Linked DNA regions of Homo sapiens: region 1 is linked to region 2. Evidence: chromatin contacts called from ENCODE Hi-C or POLR2A ChIA-PET data. All regions are on one chromosome and are shown on one strand. The core of a region is the stretch at or near the end of the contact, and the rest is flanking DNA. Distances in the headings are between cores, read along the strand shown. Region 1 overlaps DHX15 (DEAH-box helicase 15). Region 2 has its middle 28 kb from the start of LINC02473.

Region 1 (4,957 bases), core at 1,208-3,707, 130 kb after region 2:
TACTGGGGAGGGATCATAAGCTTTGAGGTAGGGATTTCTGGTTTTCATTTTATAAAAATGATTTTTTGCCTTTCTTAGGCTTAGTTTGTAATTTTTTGGAATGTTTCATAAAATATATATACATATATATAAATACAAAAATATAAATAAGTAATATATTTGCAGGATGTAATGTTTTACCATGGTTTGTTCAAATCAGAATTAGTGATGTGTTAGGTGTCGTCATCTTGCTGAGATCATAGTTGGCAGTTGGCTTGTAGTTATACTACGCCATCTACATGTGCCTGTTGCAAAAAAATACTTAAGCTAGGTTGATACTGTTCAGTACATGGGGTTTTTGGTATATTTTATTAAGCAGTCACAGTTGAAAAGCTGAACTGTTACTTACTCCAAGGATGTTTTTGCTACTTTAGACATCTTTAGGTAATCTGCTTCTTGTTTAATTTGATTAATTTAGACTAGTGTTTCTTAAACTTTAGCAATCATCAGAATCACTTGAAAACTTGTTAGAGCAGATTGCTATGCCTCACCTTCAAAATTTCTGATTAAGTAGATCTGAGATGAGACTCAAGTTTTGTAGTTCTTACTAGTTCCAAGGTGATGCTAATAAATTTTTAAGAGCATCTCTGCCCTAAAACAGTTGGAAAACACTGTAGATAGTAAGGCACCCAGTAAAGTGTGGAGTTTGGCTATCCTGTGGCACTTTTATTAATTCATCATTGAAACTTCAAACTTAAAATTTTACTATTGTGACTCATTCCTTAGCCTGGATAAATATTTCATTACTACTAAGAAAGTTAGTAAAACTTGACTCTTACATAAAGGAAAATGGACTGTAGTTTTTATCTCCAGTGCCTGATTCTGCCTTTCCTGAGTTCTGTGTCAAGTTAGTTTTTTGTTGTTAAGCAAAGGGTTTCATACATTTAACAGTATAGCAAATCGTCAAGTACTGTTTCTTTTTTTTTTTTTTTTTTTTTAGTGGCTTAAAATTGACAAATTCATTCTCTCACAATTCTGAAGGTCAGAAGTTCAAAAACAGTATGTTGGCAGGTTAGTTCCAACTGGAGGCTCTAAGTGGCAATAGTCTTTCATGATTCTCTCCTAGCTTTTGGTGGTGGCTAACAGTCCTTAGCATTCCTTGGCTTGTAGCTTTGTAACCACAGTCTCTGCCTTCATCTTCACGTGGCTTTCCTTTTGTGTTCAAATCTCCCTCTCTTTACATTTTGTAAGGATACTGGTCATTGGATTTAGGGCCCACTCTTAAATTCAGGGCGATCTTGTCTGAAATTTATAACTTAATTACTTCTGCAAAGACCCTATTTCTGAGTAATGTCACGTTGATAGGTACCAGAGGTTAGGACCTGGGCATATCTTTCGAATAGCTTTTTGCTATGAAATTTGTACGTACAATGGGTTCCTTTATCTGGGACTTTGTGAAGAGTGTGTTAATGTAGGAGAGACTTAGGACTGGGAATCAGTACAGTGATACCTAGTCTTAGTAACTGGTTTTGAGAGTCTGGAAAAGTTGACTACGGTTTTTTTCGTTTTCTTCACTGGAAAAGAAGTAAATTTGACTATATCCTTGAGACCTTTGAAATTTTGAAATTTCATTTTTCTTGAAATTATTCATTGTACAAACAGCAGTATCCCATATTAACTGGTGATGCAAGAAGTAATTAAGTGCAGCACCTCATGGAATGGGATCACTGGGTGATGATCAGTATTGAGGAACCATTGGGAATTGTCTGGATGATAGAAGTTTTGGCCATTTAACTAAGTACTTGCAATATGCATAGTTAATAAAGCACAATAAAATATTTCCATTAATCTAATTTATAATATTTATAGTCTGCCATCTGTAACATTTCTTCCCTTAGAAAAATAAAAAGGAATGTCTGTTGGTTAGCTCTGCTCCATATTGTGATTGATTAAAGCTTGAGGAATGTGAGGAGAAAAAAGATCAAAATAAAGAAGGTGACTTTTAAAACTAGTTTTAAGAAGTTTTCAACTTAAAGTCATATTTTATCATTTCTGTGACTTTTTTCTCAAGTTTTTATTGTCTGAAGTTACAATGTGTCTCACAATCTACTGAGGTCTTGTAGTTGGTGGCAGTTTGGTTATTATTGCCTGTGAATGCTTGAACTCGATCTAGCTGTACATATTTTCACCTCAAATAATGTGAATTGTTGGGTCTGTATATACTGAGAGTATTTGCTAATTTAAATGCCTTCAGAAATATTAAATATTACACTATGATTCCATGTTGAAATGAGCACTGAGTATCAAGAGGCTGGGAAATGGAGCAATAGGGTGTAAATATGCTAGTATTTGAGCAAATGTTGGAAGAGTAACCAATCCTTTTTTTTTTTTTTTGCCTTGCAAATCAACAGACCGCTCTATTGAAGCTAAGAGAGGTAACTCACAAATAGAGGAAGCTGTATGTTATGTTCTGCTACTGAGATCATGTACAAGAGTATTGCCTCTCTCGTGTCTGTGATATATCGGAAGACAGGAAAAATTACCAAACGTCCTCAGATCAAAGAAATTTCAAAGCAGCTAAGGGCTATAGTGTTGCTGATTCTTGCACTATGCTTTACTGTCTTTAAGGCACTGAGTCATAATTTAATTGGCAGTGTTTTTTCTTTCCTGGTCTTACATAAAATAACCTTATAGCTAATGCTGTTTGTCCCTCCCAGGAATGTGGTAGTTTATTTTTAAAAATATGACCAAGGACAAGAAGCATAAAGCATATAAATGAGTTAAGATGGATTTGTTTGCCAATAGTTTATGAAATTTAGAATTAAGTTTAGGTGAAATAAAGAGAATTCACTTCTTTTTGTTGTACACTATCAATTTGCTGAACTTAATGCTCCAGCAGATGGCATGAGCTAAAAATATCCAGTTGGTCCATGAAAGATTAGGTTAGACTAATCATAAAAAGAGCCAAAATGGTGAATTCATAAATGATGGCTTCAGATTTTTTAATACCACTTTTAAATCCGTAAATAAAATAATGGGTTTTTATCTAACTGGATGAGCTGTGACTTAAGCATCTAAAGGCATCCTGTGTTTTGTCCAGGTGCCAAAAGGAAGATAGTTGTTTTTCATAGTGACATCAGTAACCAGTGTGGAATGGACAGGAGATAGCTGACCCCTGCAAAGTTATACAATCTTGACCCTTGATCTCATTGCCTTCATTCTTACGTGGCGCCTGTCTTGTGATAACTGGAGTCCATATTAGCAGCCTTCACTTGAGCCATCCCTAACTAAGCCTGGTTTCCCTTTTTGGTTCATTGATCAATCTGACGTCATTTGTTTTTATCTTCCATTTATGTATCAGCATTTGTTTAGTGTTGATGCTGCCCCTCAGTCCCACTTCTTTTATTATTGAATTCCTTTTGTGCTTTAAGATTATTTCTTTGGGGTGGGAGGACTCACGCTTTCAGCCCTTTTGAACCAAGAGCCTGTTGTTAGCTTATTAAGTAAGGAATTGTTAAGGCTTAACAAAAAATGTTTATTTGCATGTGGTAACATTTTAGTGGTGTGACATGAAGCAACTTAAAATGGTTTATTAGATTTTGCGTGTTGAATATTTGTATGTTTTTAAAAGGTTTAAGAAATTGAAAATGACGAATTTTGCCTTGGCATTCATGTGAAACCATGTGATCATTATGTTCCATAATTGGTCATATCATGTCTTCCCAGTACATTTCAGTATTACATTTTTCAAGAATTGATGAAGCATATCTTGTTTCATTGTATACTCTTAAAAGATTTTCTTGAAACTTAATTTTGCAATTGATCATGAAACAGTAGCACATTTGTTTGGGGCAGAAGTTTATTTTTAATTTACCTTATGTCTTTGCATTTCATTTTTGTCACGAAGTTTGGTTTTAAAATGACCTAACGGAACCTTTAACCAACATGTTCTTTGGAATATAGGTATATGACTGATGGGATGTTACTTCGTGAAGCTATGAATGATCCCCTCCTGGAGCGTTATGGTGTAATAATTCTTGATGAGGCTCATGAGAGGACACTGGCTACAGATATTCTAATGGGTGTTCTGAAGGAAGTTGTAAGACAGAGATCAGATTTAAAGGTGAAGTAATTTCTTCTCTCCATTTAACTATATATGTGTGTATGTGGGCATAAAAATGGGGAATACATACTGATCAATAACCAACTGTAAGAAATCACCTGTAAAAGAAGGAACTAGTAAGTACCTTCTTGTTTTGTTTCTGCTTTGCTGTGCTTTCATTTTAGACTTTATTTCTCCCCCTTTATAGTAATGCATTTTTAAGCCCAATCTTCTCAATTTGTAACCCACCTAGTTCTTTTATAATCTAATAACATATATGTGTAACTGTGCTACTCACTGTACCCTTCATTAAGTACAGAGGCTTATTTTACTTAAGGATCAAATCTTTCTCCCTCAGATCCATGTCCTTGTCTCATCACAAACACCCATTGTAACTTATAATGCTGGAGAGTGGAAATAACTATACACAGGACAGGCAGCTCCTTAGAAATGTAGTCACTTACCCTCGTGTATTACTTCTTTCCTCCATACCACATGTACCTTGGCCCCTGTTACTGTATTGATTAAGGGCCTAAAACTATTTTCTGACATTTTTGTCCCCCAAAGTCTATGATGTTCCCCTTTTTGCTGTGTTGTGTGTGTATACTATTCATTGGAATGTAGACTCATCCCTTGTTGATACAAGTGTTATAGAAGGGTTCATAGCCTGGTGACAGAGTGAGACTCTTAGCAGAAACAAACAAACAAACAAGGGTTCAACACTGGCAAGAAAGATTCTGGGTCTTTAGAAAAAAAACTGAGGCCTGAGCATGTTTTTGTTTATACAAATTAGATCAATGCTTTAAAAAATATATTTAAAGAATAATGTGAGTACTATCATTATTTATTAAATTTATTGTGCTACCAAGGTTTTAG
Region 2 (4,593 bases), core at 1,499-3,998:
GTACCCAACTCTCTATCCTCTAGGGACCAACCACCCTGCCTTATACACAGTCCGTGCTCAATATACTTGTTGAATTGAGTCTAATTGTCCTGATTAGACATTTAGGAAGATGGAGACCACCCCATTTGGAAGTGGGGGGATCTCTAAAAAGCAGAGTTCTCATTGTAGGGATCCCTCTGTCTGCTACAATAAGAATGTGTTTTCTAAATACGATAATATGCATTTCTTTTTTTCAATATGCTTTTCTGTTTTTAACTACTCTTTCTGTGTGTTTCTGGAGCTCTGGACTTTGAAGACCTGCATCCGGATTTTACAACCTTGGGCTAGACACATATGGGATGTTGTAGTTTCAACACCCCTTAAAAAAATGATAAAGATGCCTCATTTGCCTGCCTTCCTGGTATGTTGTCAAATCGAAGAGGCGATGTTTGTGACAGCATCTTATAAACTGTAAAGCTCTGCATAAAGTCTTCTTCCTGTCCCACTTCTGTTTCTCTTCTTGCTAATATTCACTGAACATTATTTTGTGACAAACACTGTGCTTGGCTCCTTACATTCATCTTCTCATGTAACCTCACGAAAAGCCCATGTTCTCTCCATTTTGTAAGTGAGGAAACCCAAGCTTAGACAAGCTCAGGGATAAGCCAAGAACAGGCAGCTAGAAAACAACCAAGCTAGGATTGAAACCAAAGTCTGTTTGATTCCAAAGCTGCAATTCCACCTTCTCTTCCTCTCTGCTTTTCTCCTTCCCCCCTTTTTCCTCTACCCTTTCTCTCCTTCCTTCCTTCCTCACCAATCTTACAGTGGGAGTGGAGGGATGGTGGAGAGCCACAGTTAGTGGTCTTCCTGACAGCTGTGTTTCCTGCCTTTCTTCCTGGAACTCAGAATCCTAATTTTGCTCAGATACAAGGTTTCCTGCACCTCATGGGGGAGGCAGAGCCTTTCCCTTCTCTAGCATGAATCTGCATTGTTTGGCTCTAAACCAACCAAAGTAATTACATTCTTTTGCTAATGATTGTTTTAGGCATGAGCGTGTGACTCATTTCTGGCCATTAAGGAGGTCTTTTGAGGGGCTTACTGGAAAATTAGCACACTGGAAAAAAAGGTACACATGAAAGAAAAGTGTGCAAAGACATGATGCCTGGAACAGTGGCAGCAATTTCATTACAAGGAGGAGAATTGGCCTATAACGAAGTAGAGAAACAGAAGGGATACGGGTCTTTGAAGACATCAATAAGCTGTTGACCATTTCTAGAGCTGCTGGAATAACTCTGGGCTTCTCGTGACATTAAAGTATCCCCTTATTTAAGATTAAGCTGGTTTGAGTTGCTTTTCTGTTATTCGTGTCCAAATTCTGATTTCCATACAATTTTCCTCTTCTTTTTCTCCTTTGTGCTTTGTGGTTTCCTTACAGGTTGAGACGTGTTGATCAAGGAACCTGATTATGTGACCCCCTTGTGCACTGTTGAACTGTACCAGAAATGGCAGAGGGGAGAAAGGCAAGGGACCCTCTGTGCCAGGATTACATGGGATCTATAGATGCCTCAAGGTCCACCTTACGTTCACATGACAGGTTAGACCAGAATCTCTTCCAGCTGCTCAAGGTGGTGTCCATAGAAATCCATGGTCATCGACATGCCTAGACACTAGACCAGTGAGTTGCTATCCATGGTCTGTAGCAAAAACAATGTTAAGGGAGAGAACAAGAGTGGTTCCCCTTGCCTGCCTCGTGGGGAATGAAAGATCATGAAGATTGTCAGTGCTAGAGGGGACCTAAGACATCCAAGTTCATTCCCATTATTTCACAGATAAGAACCCAAGGCTTGAAGAGGGGAAATAATTGTCCAAGCTCCCACAATTAGTTAATACTATAGGAAGGTCTGTGTATCCAGCTTTCGGGTACCTCACTGAGGGCTTCTCCATGACCCAAAGTTGCTGCGATCAGGTGAGACACCTGGTCCCCGATTGCTAAGCATTCTCCACATTGTCCGTGGATATGTGTAAAGGAACCCTTTTTTATTTGGATATGGTTCAAATTTAAAAACAGTAAACTGAATCAGCCATCAGGGAAGAGGCAAGGGTGTGTGTGTGTGTGTGTGTGTGTGTGTGTGTGTGTAGTGCATGCAAAGAGGAGATGTGAGTGTTGGAGAAGGGAGCTGCTGCCACACTGGCTTTCCTGTTATGATACTACCACTGGGCTTGTTGGTCACACCAGCTGCGCTTCCCAAAGCTCATTCCTTCCCGGCCTGTACCGACAAATTGCATTGATTTGCAAAACAGACAACTCTGCAATTGCCTGAGTACATTTAATCTTTTCAAATTAAGCCAACTTCACATTCGGCATACCATATGGAATTCTTCAGGGTGTTTATAAACACAGTTACTCTTAAGCCCTGGTCCACCCTGCTTAAACTGTAGCAAAAATAGTCCAGAGAGCCAAAAACATCCAGATTGAAGGGATGATCTGCCACCAGGCCAAATCCTTTCAAAGGTGGAAAAGATGTTAGGCATCATCTGGTCTAAAGGCTGTATCCTGGAGGCCATGGGCTGAATTCGGCACACAGATGTGTTGAGTTTGGCTCACGCTGCGTTTCTGAAAAATTTTGTGTCAACATTTAAGAATTGAAAGATTTCACATAAAAATCCAGACTTCCCGCATCTTACCAAAAAAAAAAAAAACTGGAAATGTGACCACACTGAGCGCTCATTCCTACGTAATAACAGGTAAAGATGGGTAGTAGCTTCTCTCTCTGCCAGGGGGCGCCCTTTCCCGCCTGCTTTTCCGTTTTCCCCACTCCCTATCGTCTTAGGCGATCTGCATCGCTCATTTTCAATATTTGCCTGATCCTTGTAGGCATTTGGGTTTGCCATCCTTATCTAAGTCAAGGCACTTATTTTACAGAGGATGAAACTGAATCCCAGAATCCAAAATTGACTTACCTAAGGTCACATAACTGGCAAGTGACAGAGTCAGGATTTGATTCATGGGCGTAGTGGGAACAGCGGGACAGACACCAGGGTCAGGAGGCTAAGGGGGGTAATGAGAGCACAAGGCTGTTCCTAAACCCAGGAATTTCCAGAGGTTCCAGACAAGACCTTGGACTTACTTCCCGGGCCATAGAATTGGGTGTGTGGAGGATGGAGGAAGACAAACCAGTTCCCTAGATTTTGAGAGCCAGAGAGATGACAGATGACTTCAGGGTTAGAGAAGGCAAGATATTTGACCCTTGGCCTTGGGCTCGTTGCAGATGTTCATTTGCTTGTTCATGCATCAAACTTTTATTGTCTGTTGCCTTTCAAGAACTACTTTAGGCTCTGGGGAGACAAAGGATTAAATCTTGATTCTGATACTCAAGGAGATTACAACACAGCAGAGGAAAACAGACAAGTAAGCAGATGAATAAGCAGATGAATAATTTTTTTCTTTTTTTTTTTTGAGACAGGGCCTAGCTCTGTCGCCCAGGCTGGAGTACAGTGGTGAGATTTCAGCTCACTGCAGCCTCGACCTTCCTGGATCAAGCAGTCCTCCTGCCTCAGCCTCCCGAGTAGCTGGGACTGCAGGTGTGCCCCACCACCCCCAGCCAATTCTTGTATTTTTTGTAGAAACGGGGTCTCACCATGCTGCCCAGGCTGGTCTACCAAGCCTTCTCAAGCCATCTGCCCACCTCCCAAAGTGCTGGGATTACAGGCGTGAGCCACCACGCCTGGCCTGTAAGCAGATGCATTTTTAACACCCCTTCCTTCCCGCTCTCTTCTGGTCAGATCTATAGGCAGAAGGCAGTACCAGGCCGTGGTTAAGGCTGACTTAACAGACTTGGACTCAAATGCTGGTCCTGCCCCTTCCTAGCTTGGGAAAAGCCTCACCCCTCTAAGCCTCAGTTTTTACATCCATTTAAAGTCATCAAATGCCTACCTCGTGGAATTCTTATGAGGAAACATTTGAAAAGCTCCTTGCACAGAGCAAGCATTCAATAATTAGTAGTTACTCTTTTTCTAGAATGCTTTCCTCCCCTCCTGTTACTACTTTTTCTTTTCTTCTTTTCTCTCTTTCATTTTTTTCTCTCTCTGATCTTTTCCAGACATTTGTTTATATTTTGAGATTTCCAAATATTTTCTAGTATCACAGGTAACTGCACTGGGTGATGGCCACGCCTCATAAGGAAAAGTGCCGGTGCTTATTAAAATAAACCCACACGGCCTTGACTCACCAGGGGCGCATTGTTTGCATTACCTTTTTGAAGGACAGAAAATTACTAAAGAGCGAAGCATTAATTATCTGGTCCCTTATTTGCATACAGCATCTCGGTTGAGAGTCCTGCTTTGGGATTCTCACTTCTGGGCCTTGAGCATTCCAGATTCAAAGGTAAAACCAAGGACCAAGAGCCAGAAAATCTTAGATTTTAATCCCAGGACAAATGCTGTTTCCCTTGTTGGCCACAGGCAAATTACCTCCCCCTCCTCACTTTCCCCACCAGCAATGTGGAAATCAATTATTTCCTTGACTCACTCGAGGGCTGAGAGACTTAATTAAGCTTTTGGAAGCTGGTTGTTAGTTAACCTAATTCTCTTTGTAAACTAACCATTCTTTGCTCT

Evidence for each region. Hi-C counts contacts between places; a loop is a spot of excess contacts on that map. ChIA-PET counts read pairs that join two places held with the same protein, here RNA polymerase II (POLR2A). Pooled maps may share reads with other maps.
Region 1: a map of HAP-1 shows a loop between it and region 2 (2.7-fold over the local background). The contact joins two enhancer-like sites. A Hi-C loop is called at or near these places in 2 of 168 maps with a recorded cell type or tissue (Caco-2 and HAP-1) and 4 of 50 pooled maps. POLR2A ChIA-PET finds 5 or more read pairs at or near these places in 4 of 52 experiments (H1, PC-9, WTC11 and 1 more).

Annotation. Positions count from the first base shown.
Region 1 is chr4:24,555,396-24,560,352 of GRCh38, reverse strand. DHX15 (DEAH-box helicase 15) reads left to right here. Exons shown (of 14, transcript NM_001358.3): 4 at 3,943-4,102. Among named protein-coding and RNA genes, the nearest start is that of DHX15, 27 kb to the left of the region's middle. Within about 2 kb of position 2,457, at least 2 of the 41 ENCODE cell types and tissues checked have a DNase peak (open chromatin) inside an H3K27ac peak, as active enhancers do.
Region 2 is chr4:24,685,721-24,690,313 of GRCh38, reverse strand. No RefSeq gene overlaps it. Among named protein-coding and RNA genes, the nearest start is that of LINC02473, 28 kb to the right of the region's middle. Within about 2 kb of position 2,748, at least 2 of the 41 ENCODE cell types and tissues checked have a DNase peak (open chromatin) inside an H3K27ac peak, as active enhancers do.